Regions from separate parts of the Homo sapiens genome. Here region 2 is linked to region 1. Evidence: chromatin loops called from intact Hi-C (ENCODE). Cell type or tissue: dorsolateral prefrontal cortex. All regions are shown on one strand. Each heading gives the region's core, and the rest is flanking DNA. Links, peaks and the distances in the headings are about the cores only. Region 1 overlaps FBXO38-DT (FBXO38 divergent transcript). Region 2 overlaps FBXO38-DT (FBXO38 divergent transcript).

Region 1 (2,825 bases), core at 80-2,579:
CTTCTCTCATTTATATTAACAAATGCAAACAAACACTTCAAGGCACAACCTGAAGTGTACTAAAGGATGTTTTGGTGGTAAGGTGACTTTCCCTGGGTGTTAAAAATATCATATTCTTCCTTGTTATGAATTCACTTAAGAAACTATAGGATAAAAGACACAAGTTTAAAAATATCTTTTGTATCCTCTTCATTCATTGGTTGTGAAATTATGCATGTCAAGCATTTTACTGAATGTTTTTCATGTTATTTCATTTAATCCTCACAACAAAATTATGTTACACATGATGCATCTCCACTTTGCATGTTCAACATATATTTAATGAATATGTATCAATCAACTTATAAATTCTGATCTCTGATGAAGATCCAAGGGGAATTTAAAGATAGTATCATCATCAACATGGAAGAGAAACACAAATAACTAAGGATAAAACATAAGAAGAATAGCAACTTCTATTTTGACTGCTTTGTAGTTGAATGACTTATTAGACATCTAGGCCAAATTGCCCTCTAAATATCTAGATCTGGGAATCAGAATTAGGATGGTGCTGACAAAAAGTTTAGAAGTCATCAGTGGATAGGTATTGGAGCAGAAAAGGTAAACTAAGACCTCCAACCCCTCCCCCCTCCCCCAACACACATACACATATACACATAGCTGTGGCCTTTTAACTCATTTCCTGGGTAAAGCCCATATTCATTAGGATAGAATAGTGGCCACATGTTAATAAAAGGAAGAAGAAGAGCCAAGCATTTTTGGGGATTACGTATGTTTTTGAGCAGAAGAGAGTGAGTTGATATCATTTGATCCCCTAGTTCCAGCATACCTAATGCTCACTCCATCTCATCCTATTCCAATTATATCATTGTATTACTCCGTTCTTTCACTGCTATAAAAAAAATACCTGAGACTGCATAATTTATAAAGAAAAGAAGTTTAATTGGCTCACGGTTCTGCAGGCTGTGCAGGAAGCATAGGGGCTTCTGCTTCTGGGGAGGCCTCAGGAAGTTTCCAATCATGGCAAAAGGCAAAGGGGGAGAGAGGTGCCTCACGTGGTGGGAGCAGGAGAAGAGAGAGAGAGAGGTGAGGTGCCACACACCTTGAAACAACCAGATCTCATGAGGACTCACCATCGTGACGACAGCACCAAGGTGGATTGCGTTACACCATGAGAAACCACCCACATGATCCCATCACCTCCCACCAGGACCCACCTCCAACTGGCACTGGGGATTACAATTCTACATGAGATTTGGGCGGGGACACAAATCCAAACCATATCAATCAGTCAATAAATTATTTTACTTTTTGGTTTAATCTGGTTATAATTCGTCACTTATAATGGGAAGATCTTGACTAATATAGAGGAATGAGATCATTATTATGTATGAAGACTGCAGAGAATAAAAAGTGAAGAAACTCTCTTCCTTTGGCTCCCTTGTGCCCTGGAACATTACCTGTTACTACATCTAGATGGCAGCCTCATTCTTCTGTCTTGCCTTATTTAACTAGTTCTTTATTTCACTAGAAGGGTCCAGAGAGCTGTGCCTAACTACATTCTCCATCAGCTTTCCAGTTAAACACACAGTCCAGTTCTGCTGGCAATAGAGACCCTCACCTTCTTTCATCTCCTCCCTCTTTTCTTTTGTGTCCCCCTGGTCAGTAGGTTCCATCAGGATGGCTCTCTCTGGAGCTGGAAAGAAAGAGTTTCAGGTTTTTCCAGTTTCAAAAAGTAAAGCAGCTTCTAAAATACAGACATTTGTGTTAATATTGGCTGTCTATTATAGCCTAACACTATTTCATTATTTAGTCTATGTCTCTGCTTTACACAAAATAACAAAAACAAAAATGAAATCTTCTCCAAAGAGAGATGGAGAGGAACAATCCTGTATTACCACAGAACACAAAGAAAAATATCAAAGAAAATTGTATCCTTTCTTTTTCTCTCTTCAAAATATAGAGCTCACAATTATTCTATTGTAGTAGGAAAACAAACATGCAAAGTCTAGAAATCCCTGATTTATAAATGTCTTCACTATTGTGTGAAAATCCTGTGCTGGTTGAAAGACAAACATGAACACAAACGTAAAAGCAAGGACATTTAGAGGGGGCTCTGGGTGTGAGCTGATAATGGAAATAATCATGCGAGGTTCCAGATGAGAACACAAGTGTTCCATTACAGGAACGGGCAGTGTGACACTAAGGCACAGCACATGGGCAGAGATAGAGCTGTAACAATAATTAGCCCAGGTTCAGGGAACACATGTACCATGCCAAGTGCCATAGCATGTTTTATGTGCCTTGTTTCAATTGATCCTCTCCACAGTCTTATAAGCCTAATACCATTATCACCCCCATACTACAAATGAGGGAACTAAACTCACACAAGGTAAGTAAACTATGTAATCTTGTAGTTCATGAAGAAGGACTGAGATTCAAACCCAAATTATCCTGCTTCTAACCACAACCTTGTGTTGTCAAACCCAAATGGAACCAGAAAAAAAGAGGACAGGGAGCGGTGATTATAAGAGATTTTCAAAAAAGTACAGATGCATATCTTCTTAAAAATATTAGTCTCTTCTTTAAGAAAGTATTCTGCCTAGATGTAATAATGAATTAATAGTAGTTTCAACAATTTAAGGACATTGAGCAAGAGCCTGACTCCTCTAGATAAAAGTGCAGAACATAGTTTATCTCTAACCACTAGGACAGCTTCCTCATATCCTCATCTGCCCCCTGATTTTGCAGACCCTTGCTCTTCAGAGTGTGGGTAAGGGCCAGCATTGGGAGCTGTTACCAATGCAGAATTACAGATCTCACCT
Region 2 (2,825 bases), core at 301-2,800, 85 kb after region 1:
ATAGCAAGCTCAGTCTGGTCTCGGGATCTAGAAAAAAAAATCCTCATTTTTTAGTCTTGAAGCATTTAAGAAGCTCTAGTTCAATCCTCAGGCAAATCTAAATCAATCAAGTCACTCTTGGCTTAACCTAATAATTTTCTAATAGAGCAGTACTATTCCCATAAAGGGTATTTAAAGTATGTGGGGACTTAATTTTTACTTGTCACAATGACTGTCCTGCATAGGGAAAAATTAACCCATCCAGGATCCTGATAGTGCTCCTATTGAGAAACATCTCACCATAGATGTCACATGTCTATCACATCCAACCATCCTGCTTCTCCCCACGCCCACATTAGATATCAGTAATCAAATAGTACATGCCACTGAGCTGTATGTGGCCTCAAAATGTTTATCAACATAGTAATCCAGGCATGCCTTGTCATCAGATTTGATATGGAACATAAAACCTATTTGCGATTCCTGCACATAACCTTTTAAAAAATGTGCTATTTTTTGTGGGTACATAGTGAGTGAGTATATATATTTGCGATTCCTGCACATAACCTTTTAAAAAATGTGCTATTTTTTGTGGGTACGTAGTGAGTGAGTATATATATTTATGAGGTACATTAGACATTTTGATACAGGCATACAATGCATAATAATAACATCAGGGTAAATGGGATATCCATCACCTCAAGCATTTATCCTTTCTTTGTGTTACAAACAACCCAATTATGTAGTTATTTTTAGATGTACAATAAATTATTGTTGACTGTAGTCACTCTGCTGTGCTATCAATACTAGAGCTTACTCATGCTATCTAATTATATTTTTGTACCCATTAACCATCCCCTCTTCCCTGCCCCCAATACTCTTCCCAACCTCTGGTAAACATTATTCTACTCTCTATCTCCATGAGTTCAATTGTTTTAAATGTTAGCTACCACAAATGAGTGAGAACGTGCATAATTTGTCTTTCCGTGCCTCGTGTATTCCACCTAACATAATGACCTTGAGTTCCATCCATGTTGTTACAAATGTCAAGATCTCATTCTTTCTTATGACTTTTTCTTTTTAAGACAAAAATAGCTTCATGGTTAAGATGAAGTCCTTCATCCTGCTCTATTTGCTATGCCTGTAGTCAGGCCTTGGTCATGTGACCACTCTTCAAGTCCTTCTGAGACAGGGCCCCTTTCAGGGATGTGAGCCCTGTGGCTGAGACCTTGCAACATTTCAACAGATCTCTGACAGTAAATGCCTCCCAGCATTACCTCTCTGAACATTCCTTGCTCCTAATGCACAGTGAGCTACACCCTCTAGTGGGCAAACCACATGCAGTACATTGAACTTTGGAAGAGTAACATCCTCTGTCTACTACCAACCACCTCCAGTAATGATCAGGCTCCCCAGATTTCACAAGAAAAAAAAAGCAGGGGATAGGGGGAAGAGGGGAACGGGAGATTTTATGGCTCTTCTGCCTGACAACTCCAGGTGAATCTGAATTTAGTAACAGCTGGATTCAGGGTCTCCAAAACTTCTGCTGGAAATTTCTTTCTCCAGCTCTTGGATCCATCCATTCTTTCTCCAGTGTGGTTTTTATTCATAGGCAGGCTTTCCCCACCCCACACCACCTCTATCTGCAGTGGTAGACCCTGGCAGCTTAGAGTTACGATGTCGTCAGTGGAAGAGAGCTTTCCTTTTCCAAGAAGTCTTCTAACAAAAGGTTTGAGTCTTATTACACTAGTTGGAATAAAAGGCTTATTCTTGAACCAGTCATAGCTACAAGCATGCTTAATTCTCATTGAAATGGACCAAATTATAAGGTCCTACAGGAGCCAGAGGTAAGTTGGCCTTACTGTATGAACTAGAAGATGATAAAGAATTGTTCCCCAAAGGAATATTGAAGAACTACTGCCAGAGGAGAAATAAACGCAGGTCAAGCAAACAACAGATGCTTCAACACTATACTTTCTATATGCTATCTTTGAGTCTAAGATTGTTCTCAGGCCTGGCCCAAGCTCAATCCCTTGCTATACTGCTGTCCTTATTGCAGTAAACTGTTTTGCCTGTTTTTGCTATAATAAGACTTGATACTGCCAGGATCAGAAACTTTTTATCTTGGTAGAAAGCATGAAAATGTCACCTAGAGATCTTAGCCTTCTGATGCCCACACTTTCATATCCAAATGACATGACTTGACCTTCCATTCCACAAATCACAGGAAGTCTGGTGTCCTCCCGATTGCAGAGGATCCCAGGACCTCTATGTCCTTATGGTAACTACTTGCTCTGTATCTCTAATTTTGCAAAGTTCTCCATCGGCACCTCATTTCATCTTTGGATGCTGCTGCCTCACTCCCCACCACTTTGGTGCAGATGACTCCACAGCCACTGCACACCCGCTATCTTCCTTCATTCCTCAAGCACTTTAAAGGCTATTTAGGGTAACAAATGTTTTCTGAAGGTTTGGAGTACTGGAGGAGGACAATGGCTAACACGGCCTATGAAATATGTCAGGATACTTTCAGTTAAGAGAGATGAAAATCTAAATGAAACAGCTTAGGTCAAGCAAGAAATGTGTAGGCTCATGCAATTAGGAGGATTCAGGGTGGGTCGTAATTCAGGCACAGCTTTATCCATGGACTCAGGTATTGTCAGAAGTCTCAGTCTCCATCTCTGCCCTCTGCTTGTCTCTGGATTTTATTAAATGCTGGTTTCATCATCTCCCATACAAACTCTATCTACCAGATAAGAAAAATGGCTGCAGCCACTCCAGTCTCATGTCCTTACAGCTCATGATTAGAAAAAAAAAGGCGGGGGTGGGGTTGGGAATGGGAAGAA

Evidence for each region. Hi-C counts contacts between places; a loop is a spot of excess contacts. Peaks named below come from ENCODE experiments on the same cell type or tissue, not always from the same donor. Only the 100,000 strongest peaks of a DNase experiment are listed, where the experiment ranks them.
Region 2: it touches region 1 in a loop (2.6-fold over the local background); 28 of 110 quality-filtered maps call a loop at or near these places.

Annotation. Positions count from the first base shown.
Region 1 is chr5:148,289,300-148,292,124 of GRCh38, forward strand. FBXO38-DT (FBXO38 divergent transcript) reads right to left here. Exons shown (of 5, transcript NR_105057.1): 4 at 953-1,696. Among named protein-coding and RNA genes, the nearest start is that of SPINK7, 22 kb to the right of the region's middle. In dorsolateral prefrontal cortex, for the core only: a CTCF peak has its summit at 1,491; no DNase peak of the experiment used is centred there; H3K4me3 peaks cover 470 bases; H3K27ac peaks cover 1,015 bases.
Region 2 is chr5:148,373,641-148,376,465 of GRCh38, forward strand. All of the region lies in intron 2 of FBXO38-DT (FBXO38 divergent transcript), which reads right to left. Among named protein-coding and RNA genes, the nearest start is that of FBXO38-DT, 8.8 kb to the right of the region's middle. In dorsolateral prefrontal cortex, for the core only: a CTCF peak has its summit at 1,310 (motif pointing left); no DNase peak of the experiment used is centred there.